Linked DNA regions of Homo sapiens: region 2 is linked to region 1. A link is an interaction called in ENCODE POLR2A ChIA-PET data of the cell type or tissue named here. Cell type or tissue: A673. All regions are shown on one strand.

Evidence for each region. Peaks named below come from ENCODE experiments on the same cell type or tissue, not always from the same donor. Only the 100,000 strongest peaks of a DNase experiment are listed, where the experiment ranks them.
Region 2: POLR2A ChIA-PET joins it to region 1 with 8 read pairs; 4 of 35 experiments call an interaction of 5 or more read pairs at or near these places.

Annotation. Positions count from the first base shown.
Region 1 is chr11:46,646,632-46,651,631 of GRCh38, reverse strand. ATG13 (autophagy related 13) reads right to left here. Exons shown (of 19, transcript NM_001346311.2): 6 at 2,449-2,495; 7 at 1,315-1,455. Among named protein-coding and RNA genes, the nearest start is that of ATG13, 32 kb to the right of the region's middle. In A673, no CTCF peak of the experiment used is centred here; a DNase peak (open chromatin) is centred at 2,101; H3K4me3 peaks cover 469 bases; H3K27ac peaks cover 1,553 bases.
Region 2 is chr11:46,514,274-46,519,273 of GRCh38, reverse strand. The region is part of intron 7 of AMBRA1 (autophagy and beclin 1 regulator 1); the gene reads left to right. Among named protein-coding and RNA genes, the nearest start is that of MIR3160-1, 65 kb to the right of the region's middle. In A673, no CTCF peak of the experiment used is centred here; no DNase peak of the experiment used is centred here.

The sequences.
Region 1 (5,000 bases):
ATACTATTCGTCTAAAAATCAGCTCTATACATGTAAGGCAAAGGCTTAAACCAATGGCTTATCACTAAATACAAAAGAAAGGCATCTTTGGTAGATTTGGGACCCCAGCATTCCAAGCTCTTCTCTCACACTTTGCTACATACCCTCTACTCCACCACTCTGGTTCATCTGACAATCTGAGCAGAGCTCTGACCCTGCCCTCCACTTCTGTGCCTTGCTAGCTGCTGAACTCTCCATCTGGAATAATTATTCTCCCTCACTTTTACCAGCTCAAATTCTCTTTCCCTAATAGGCTAGCTTGAATGCTACTTCCTTCATAAGAACTGCACTGTTTACCAACCAGAACAAATTTTATCTTTCTATATTCTCTCAGTACCTTTTTTTCCTGATTCTGGTTTGCAGTTTTCAAATCCTGCTTTTTAAAAGTAATTATACATGTATCAAATTGTTTTCCTCACTACATTAAACCACCTCTAATGCTGGGCCTCTGTATAGTTCTTAAGTTCTCCTGGCACAATGCTTGCACTAAAAAGGTGCTCAATAAATGTGCTGAGGTGAAATGCTCCAAGGAAAATACTCTGTTGACCCATTCTTTATATCCACAGACAACTAATTAAAAACTTAAACTGAGTTAACAGTTTGTTAGACAAAGTTTTAATTTAACCCTGGAATACAGAAAACTGTGGAATCTTCCCAGTATAGACTGTTTTTCAAAGTCTTGACTTCCAGGCCGGGTGCCGTGGCTCACACCTATAATCCCAGCACTTTGGGAGGCTGAGGCAGGCAGATCACAAGGTCAGGAGCTCGAGACCAGCCTGGCCAATATGGTGAAACCCTGTCTCTACTAAAAATACAAAAATTAGCTGAGCATGGTGGCGGGTGCCTGTAGTCCCATCTACTCGGGAGGCTAAGGCAGGAGAATCACTTGAACCCGGGAGGCAGAGGCTGCAATGGGCCAAGATCGCGCCATTGCACTCTAACCTGGGCGATGGAGCGAGACTCCGTCTCTAAATAAATAAATAAATAAAACTCTTGACTTCCTTCCCTAGCTCTAAGATGTTTATCACTAGGACCTCAACATCCATTCCACAGGAATCACGATTGTGCATATAGAAAAGGATAATAAACCTGGTGGCTTTGGAAGGGTGAGGTTCATAAGGCAGGCTGGATAGTGATCACATGAAAGCGACAGCATCAATAATCCAACAAACCAACCAACTGTCCAAAACATCATCACAGAACATCTAAATGCCAGACAATGTACAAAGTGAGGGGGTTGATGAGTGAATCAAGATGACCATCTATGCTGTTTACCTGTATAATATGACATATTCATGCCCTTGTTTCCTGGAGAGCCTATAGGCTGGTGTCACCCTAGTTATAGCAAGAAGGGACTTCAGCAGCAATGACAGTCTGTTGTACACCGTGTAGGAAACTTTGATTTCTTTATCACACCTGCCAGGCACAAAGATATGGTCAGCATTCTTCTATTTAGCGCTGGAGCTACACAAGACCAAATTTATTATTAAGACATGTTCTGACTAACCAGAGAACTCTAATTACACCTTTATCAACAGATTACTGAGGTAAGCCAATGTTTTACTTTCTCATGTACTAGACACAGGCAAATGAGCACCAAAAGGCACCCAATATATTTTTTCTAGCTTCAAAGTGGTTATTTTTTTTTTAGAAATAAAGCAGCACATCTGAAAACATATAAATAAATAAATACTGCAATTATATACACTGAAGGTGCAAACATGTACTATCCTATGAGCTGTCTATCTCGATAATCTAACAGAAGTCTGCAGAAAAGTCAGCTTGGCTCTAAAATTTTGGGTCATAACCTGGCAATTGCATTTATTCAATAAAGAAAATTAATGTCCACCACATATACTTATCACTAAGATTTTTCTTTTGATGTGTTGATGTTTCCTCAATTTTCCTATATACTCTTGTTGAAAACTGAAGCTTCAGGCAAGAGATAAGCTAATCTGCCTTGAAAGAAGAAAATGGGGAAAGGAAATAACATGCATTTCCAATCCATGACCCATACAGTCTGTAAAAAGGAGCAGGGAGGGGAAATCTTATTGGATGGCTGCCACACAGAAAACAGACAAAACAGAGTAGTCATATTACAAGAGCTCGCAAGGGATTTAATCAGAGAACTAGCTGTACTCTGGGAAAACAACAAAGCCTTTTCAGCTTTTTCTGCTGCTCCTTTCCCTGTAGTATCTGAGTCTCTCTGGACTGATGTTCCCTCTGAAGGTCATCTCTGTGTCCAGGCTGGAAGCCAAGGATGAAGCAAATTGTAGCAAAGACCTATTGGCTTTGTTAAGTGGTCAGAATGCCCTCCCTGACTCTGAAAACAAAGCCCTGCTTTTCACATGATGTCATCTACTTTATCCTCAGCAACCACAACCAAGGACCCTAAGACGCAGCACTTACTTTTCATTCATTTCAAGACACCATATTTCCAGCTCCATGGAATCTCCCTGTAGAAAGGACAAATTTAAAATATTTGTTTAAAAAATTTTTAATTTCAAAGCATTACAGTCACTATAAAAATATTAAAAGGTATAGATAAGCAAAAAAAAAAGAATAGATATCAACTTATAATCGAACAAGCCTCTTCTCTAAATAAAAGGGCAATCACAGTCTATATGCTATTTTGATGACTTGTTTTTTCTTAATAAATACGTCATGGAATTTTCCTTATAATTAAAAATTCTAAATCATTTAAAATGGTTCCACAGTATCCCACCATATGACTATCATTTTATCCAACCAGTCCTCCAATTCTTGGACATAAAGGTTGTTTCTCTCTCTCTCTTTTTTTTTTTTTTTTTTTTTTAAAGACAGAGTCTCACTCTGTCGCCCAGGCTGGAGTGCAGTGGTGCAATCTGGGCTCACTGCAAGCTCCGCCTCCCGGGTTCACGCCATTCTCCTGTCTCAGCCTCCTAAATAGCTGGGACTACAGGCGCCTGCCATCACAGCCAGCTAATTTTTTGTATTTTTAGTAGAGACGGGGTTTCACATGTTAGCCAGGATGATCTGGATCTCCTGACCTGGTGATCTGCCTGCCTTGGCCTCCCAAAGTGCTGGGATTACAGGCGTAAGCCACTGCGCCCGGCCAAGGTTGTTTCTTTATTCTTTTTTGGGGGTATCTTCATCTTAGTGTGAACATAAAGGTTGTTTCTAATTTTCATTACTGCAAAAATTGTGATAAACAACCTTGAGACTAAAACTTCTCCCACAAACTCAATTAATTTCTTTGGGAAAATTTTCAGAATTACAATTGCTGGGCCAGGCATGGTGGCTCACGCCTGTAATCCCAGCACTTTGGGAGTTGTACTAAAAATACAAAAATTAGCTGGGCGTGGTAGCGGGTGCCTGTAGTCCCAGCTACTCAGGAAGCTGAGACAAGAGAATCGCTTGAACCCAGGAGGGGAAGGTTGCAGTGAGCCAAGATCGTGCCACTGCACTCCAGCCTGGGCAACAGAGCAGGAAAAAAAAGTGCTGGGGGGGGTGGGGTTAAGTAATTTGGCTAAAGTCACTCAGCTGGGATTGAACTTGGCTCTGTGTAGCTCCAAATTCTATTTACCTTTCATTATACCATACAGCCTTATAATCTATCAGTGAAAATACATTGAAACAGTATCTGCATCAATCCTAATGTGAAATAAGGCAAGCAAAAACATTTTTTAAAACTCACAATACAGGCTGGGCAAAGTGGCTCACTCCTATAATCCCGGCACTTTTGGAGTGTGAGGCAGGAGGATCAGTTGAGGCCAGGAGTTTGAAGCTGCAGTGAGCTATAAGCAGAACTGCACTCCAGCCTGGGCAGTACAGGGAGACCCTGTCTCTACAAAATTTTTTTTTTTTTTTAAACATTAGCCATGTGTGGTGGTGCAGCATATACTCCCAGCTACTTGGAAAGGCTGAGGTGGGAGGATCCCCTGAACCTAGGAATTTGAGGCTGCAGTGAGCCATGACTGCGCCACTGCACTCCAGCCTGGGTGACAGAGTGAGACCCAGTCTCAGAACAATAGCAGGCTGGGCATGGTGGCTCAGGTCTGTAATCTTAGCACTTTGGGAGGCCCACGCAGGTGGATCACCTGAAGTCAGGAGTTCGAGACCAGCCTGGCCAACATGGTGAAACCTCGTCTCTACAAAAAATACAAAAAATAGCCAGGCATGGTGGCACGCACCTGTAATCCCAGCTACTCGGGAGGCTGAGGCACGAGAATCGCTTGAACCTGGGAGGCGGAGGTTGCAGTGAGCTGAGATCATGCCACTGCGCTCCAACCTACGCGACTCTGTCTCAAAAAAAAAAAACAAAAAAAAAAAACAAAAAAAACAAAAACCCAAAAAGCAACCACCACCACCACCCAGCAAGTCACACTCTAGAAACAAATATAAACAAAGCAGCATATGAAGTCTAAGTTAAGACTGCAGTTATATCTCCCATTAAAAGGGGGAAAGTTTCTAGAGCACGCGAGTCTTGAAGGATGAGCAGAAGTATGTCATGTGAACAAGAGGGTAAAGACCCTATACCAAGTGGTTGGAATAATAAGTTCAAAAACCACGACCCCTGTAATCCCAGCACTCTGAGAGACTGAGGCAGGCAGATCGCTTGAGCTCAGGAGTTTGAGACCAGCCTGGGCAACATGGTGAAACCCCATCTCTACAAAAAATACAAAAACTAGCTGGGCATGGTGGTGCATGCCTATAGTCTCAGCTACTCAGGAGGCTGAGGTGGGAGGACTGTTTGAGCCTAGGAGGTCGAGGCTGCAATGAGCCATGATTGTGCCACTGCACTCCAGCCTGGGTAACTGAGCAAGACCCTGTCTCAAAAAACAAAACAGGCCAGGCGCAGTAGCTCACGCCTGTAATCCCAGCACTTTAGGAGGCCGAAAGTGGGCGGATTACCTGAGGTCAGGAGTTCAACACCAGTCTGGCCAAAATAGCAAAACCCTGTCTCTACTAAAAATAAAGAA
Region 2 (5,000 bases), 130 kb after region 1:
AGTGGGTGGATTATATGAGGCCAGGAGATCAAGACCAGCCTGGACAACATGGTGAAATCCCGTCTCTACTAAAAATACAAAAATTAGCCAGGCTTGGTGGTGCATGCCTGTAGCCCCAGCTACTCGGGAGGCTGAGGCAAGAGAATTGCTTAAGCACAGGAAGCAGAAGTTGCAGTTAGCCAAGATCGCGCCACTGTACTCCAGCCTGGGTGACAGAAACTCTGTCTCAAAAAATGAAATAAAATAAAATAATGAAGTGAAGGTTCTTTTCTTTCAGTTGATCTGCTCCGACCACTTTTTTTCTTTTCCAGAGCTTTCTTTGACTATTTTAAAAATTGTATTCCTAGTGATCAAGAATACAGCTGATACAGGGAACTTCTTTGCACATAACTCAGAATATTAATCAGGGAAAGAAAAAATAGTTGTATTCTTTTAAAAATGTTCAGGATTTCACAGTTTGAATTATATGCCTATTATGATTTTAGCAGAGCTTAATATTCATTTTTGATGTTTTTTTTCCAGTGCACAATACTTTAATTTCAAGTTCTTTTTTGTTCTGTCCCTTAGTAATTTAAAGAATTCTATGTAAGCAAATGTTTTAGAGCAGAAATGGGCGAACATCTTCTGTAAAGGGCTAGGCAGTAGGTATTTTAGGCTTTGTCTCTATCAGGATTCCTCAGTTCTGCCTTGCCAGCTCCAAAGTAGCCACTTATTTACAAAAGAAGACAGCTGACCTGGGGCCTGTAGTTTACCAAACCTGCTGTAGAGCATTAGGGCAAGTTGCTATTCTAAGAAATCTTTTTACAAAGTGAGTAATTCTTTTTTTTTTTTTTTTTTTTTTTTTGAGACGGAGTCTTGCTCTGTCACCTAGGCTGGAGTACAGCGGCGCTATCTTGGCTCACTGCAAGCTCCGCCTCCCAGGTTCATGCCATTCTCCTGCCTCAGCTTCCCAAGTAGCTGGGACTACGGGAGCCCACCACCACGCCCGGCTAATTTTTGCATTTTTAGTAGAGATGGAGTTTCACCATGTTAGCCAGGCTGGTCTCGAACTCCTGACCTCAGGTGATCTGCCCACCTCGGCCTCCCAAAGTGCTGGGATTACAGGCGTGAGCCACCGCGCCTGGCCGTGAGTAATTCTTCTGAAAACAAATGGCTATCTCTTTCTTTTCAGTATTTTACTTTAAGATTTTTGTGTGTTGTATGTTTTTGTTTTTCATTTTGAAATAATTTCAAACTTGCAGAAAACGTATAGAGGATTCCCATATACCCTTTACCCACATTCCCTAAATGTTAACATTTTGCCACATTGGCTTTATTATCTTCTTTTGTTCTCTCTCTCTCTATATATATACGAATATGGGTATACTTTTATATGCTTATAGTTTTTTATATTTAAGCTTATCCTATTCTTTAAGTATTTGGCATTTTTTTTTTTTTTTTTTTGAGACAGAGTCTGTCCCTGTTGCCCAGGCTGGAGTGCAGTGGCGCGATCTTGGCTCACTGCAACCTCTGCCTCCCGGGTTCAAGCGATTCTCCTGCCTCAGCCTCCCAAGTAGCTGGGACAGGCGTGTGCCACCAGGCCCGGCTAATTTTTTGTATTTTTAGTAGAGACATGGTTTCACCATGTTAGCCAGGATGGTCTCGATCTCCTGACCTCGTGATCCACCTGCCTCAGCCTCCCAAAGTGCTGGGATTACAGGCGTGAGCCACTGCACCCGGCCTGTTTAGTATTGTTAAAGTAATATATAGTTTGATAGAGCAGTGGCCTTCAGACTTAAAAAAAAAAAAAAAAAAAAAAAAAAACCTTATTAATAAAATGCTTTCTAGCCGGGCGCGGTGGCTTACGCCTGTAATCCTAGCACTTTGGGAGGCCGAGGCGGGTGGATCACCTGAGGTCAGAAGATTGAGACCAGCTCCAGCCAACATGGTGCAACCCTGTTTTTACTAAAAATACAAAAATCAGCTGGGTGTGGTGGTGGACGCCTGTAATCCCAGCTACTTGGGAGGCTGAGGCAAGAGAATCACTTGAACCCGGGAGGCGGAGGTTGCAGTGAGCCGAGATTGCACCATTGCACTCCAGCCTGGGCAAAAGAGGGAAACTCCATCTCAAAAAAAAAAAAAAAAAAAGCTTTTGAGTAATCCATGTGTGTTATGATTATATATTATATAGCAGAAGTTGTAATATTTCCCCCTTGCTGTCCAATGGATCAAATAGCACAACCCCTCGTATACCTCACTTGGACACCAGTGGTGTATAAAATGAACCAGGCAAGTAGAGAAAACAAGGAAGTATTTTGTTTGGTTGTATTGTGTTTTTGTATTTTTTTTTTCTTCAGCTTCAGTGATAGCAGCTTCGAACCTGAACAAGCTTGTCTGAGCCCTTCCTAGGCCCTCCCTGATTTCTTGTGATAGATTAAGTCAAGTCAAGTTTGTGGTGGTCACAGCAGAATGTGCAGAACTGCCATCGCATTCAATTTTCTCCTACCATTTCCCGTTGACAGCTGTCTGTAACAGGCTAACACTGGGAAAGAAAGATCTTTTGGCCGGGCGCAGTGGGTCACGCCTGTAATCCCAGCACTTTGGGAGGCCGAGGTGGGCGGATCATGAGGTCAGGAGATCAAGACCATCCTGGCTAACACGGTGAAACCCTGTCTCTACTAAAAATACAAAAAGAAATTAGCCAGGCATGGTGGCAGGTGCCTGTAGTCCCAGCTACTTGGGAGGCTGAGGCAGGAGAATGGCTCGAACCCAGGAGGCGGAGCTTGCAGTGAGCCGAGATCGTGCCACTGCACTCCAGCCTGGGCAACAGAGCGAGACACCGTCTCAAAAAAAAAAAAAAAAAAAAAAAAAGAAAGATCTTTCTTTGAGGTTCCTAGCAATGGTGGTAAACATTCCTAGGATGTTTACTCATCTAGTAACTCTAGTTCTTTATTCCACACCAATTGGAGAAGCCTATTTTTACTCCAGATAGTACTCGTATTGTAACTATGAAGAACTGATGTTTCATCAGTGTATATGTGTATTCATGGTGATTGGCTTTCCTGCTTTTGTGCATTAGCAGTAAAGTGACATATATATGTGGCTTGCCAGTTCCACTATATTGTCTGGGCAGCAAATGTTGCCAACACATTCCGTAGTAAGTAGGCACAGGGGATGCGTGTTCCAAAAGAACCTCATCAGAGACTCTCCAGCAACAAAGCTTCATATTTTGGGTCTATTCCAACTTAAAGAAGTCTTCCTAATTAAGGTAGGAAGTTAAGGTGGGAAATAGACTTTTAGGATTGTAAAATGGAGTCATTAAGGCCAGCACAGTGGCTCACACCTGTAATCCCAGCACTTTGGGAGGCCAAAGCGGGCGGATCAGAAGGTCAGGAGTTTGAGACCAGCCTGACCAACATGGTGAAACCCCATCTCTACTAAAAGTACAAAAATTAGCCGGGTGTGGTGGCGCATGCCTTTAATCCCAGCTACTCAGGAGGCTGAGGCAGGAGAATCGCTTGAACCCAGGAGGCGGAGGTTGCAGTGAGCCAAGATTGCGCCACTGCACTTCAGCCTGGGTGACAGAGTGAGACTGCGTCTCAAAAAATAAAAAATAAAAATGGAGTCATTAAAACTGAAGTTACCTAATGCAAACCCTTCAGATCAGGAATCTCCTTTACAGCATTCCTAATAAATCATCTCATCTCACTCAGTACTGTCATTGCCTTAGCAGATTGGGGGTAATATTTGCTTTTGTTACCATAATTAGTTTCTTTAAGAAGGATGTATTTTTGTTTGTTTGTTTGTTTGTTTGTTTGTTTTGAGATGCAGTCTCACTCTGTCACCCAGTCTGGAGTGCAGTAGTGCGATCTCAGCTCACTGCAACCTCTGCCTCCCAGGTTCAAGTGATTCTCGTGCCTCAGCCTTCCAAATAGCTGGGATTATAGGCACGCACCACCACGCCTGGCTACTTTTTTGTATTTTAGTAGAGATGGAGTCTCACCATGTTGCCCAGGCTGGTCTTGAACTCCTGAGCTCAGGCAGTTCACCCATCTGGCCTCCCAAAGTGTTGGGATTACAGGCGTGAGGCACCACGCCCAGCCAAGAAGGATGTTTTTTGGTCACTGTGGAGGATGCTGCTTGCCAAAGGGCCTCAGCTTACTAAACGACCACTTGGAGGATAACACAACAGGTGGTGACATTCAGGACTAACTCCAGAGCACTTTAGGGTGGAACAAGCTTCTAGGTATTCTAGGATAGTCAGCTGCTCCCAGACCTTGCTTCCATTCTTCAACTCACACCCAGTTCCTGAAGAACTGGTTTGTTAAATGATAAATAAGTACTATATAAGATGGCATAAATGACCTGAATACTCTTCTCAAAATTTTGATTTTCCTTTTTTCCCAGACTCTGTATCTCTCACTACCCTTACCTGTCCCACACATTCTGTATTTTAAAAGACTCAAAGACATGCCGTTATTTTATGTGTTCCTATGAAATCATGAAAAAATCCTGCCAGTGGGCAGGCACAGTGACTTATGGCTGTAATCCTGGGACTTTGGGAGGCCGAGGCAGGAGGATCACTTGAGGCTAGGAGTTTGAGACCAGCCTGGGCAACATAGCCAGACTCTGTCTCTATCAAAAAAAAAAAAATCCTGCCAATTAAACTGTGTCACACAACTGTAAAATACACCCCAACCTCAGACACATTCAAAGGTGAAAAGTGTGTCTTAGAATTGATGAAACAGCATTTCTGCCACATTTGAACCACAGTGATGTTACTGAAGATTTAGTCTTTCAACCAGAGAGATGTATTTTATTGCTTTCCTCTCTTCCTCCTTGTTTACATTGTGTTCTCTCTGTTCAGTGGTAGGATTGTTACAAGTGTCTAAGTATGGGGATATAGGCCTTGTCTAGAGAGAAAACATTACTTGATAGTTGGTTGTCCTGGGCAGGAAAGGTTGCAAGCCAGGTTGTTAGGGCCTTTGCTATGTCTCTTCCCCAGGCTGTTAGGGGAAGTA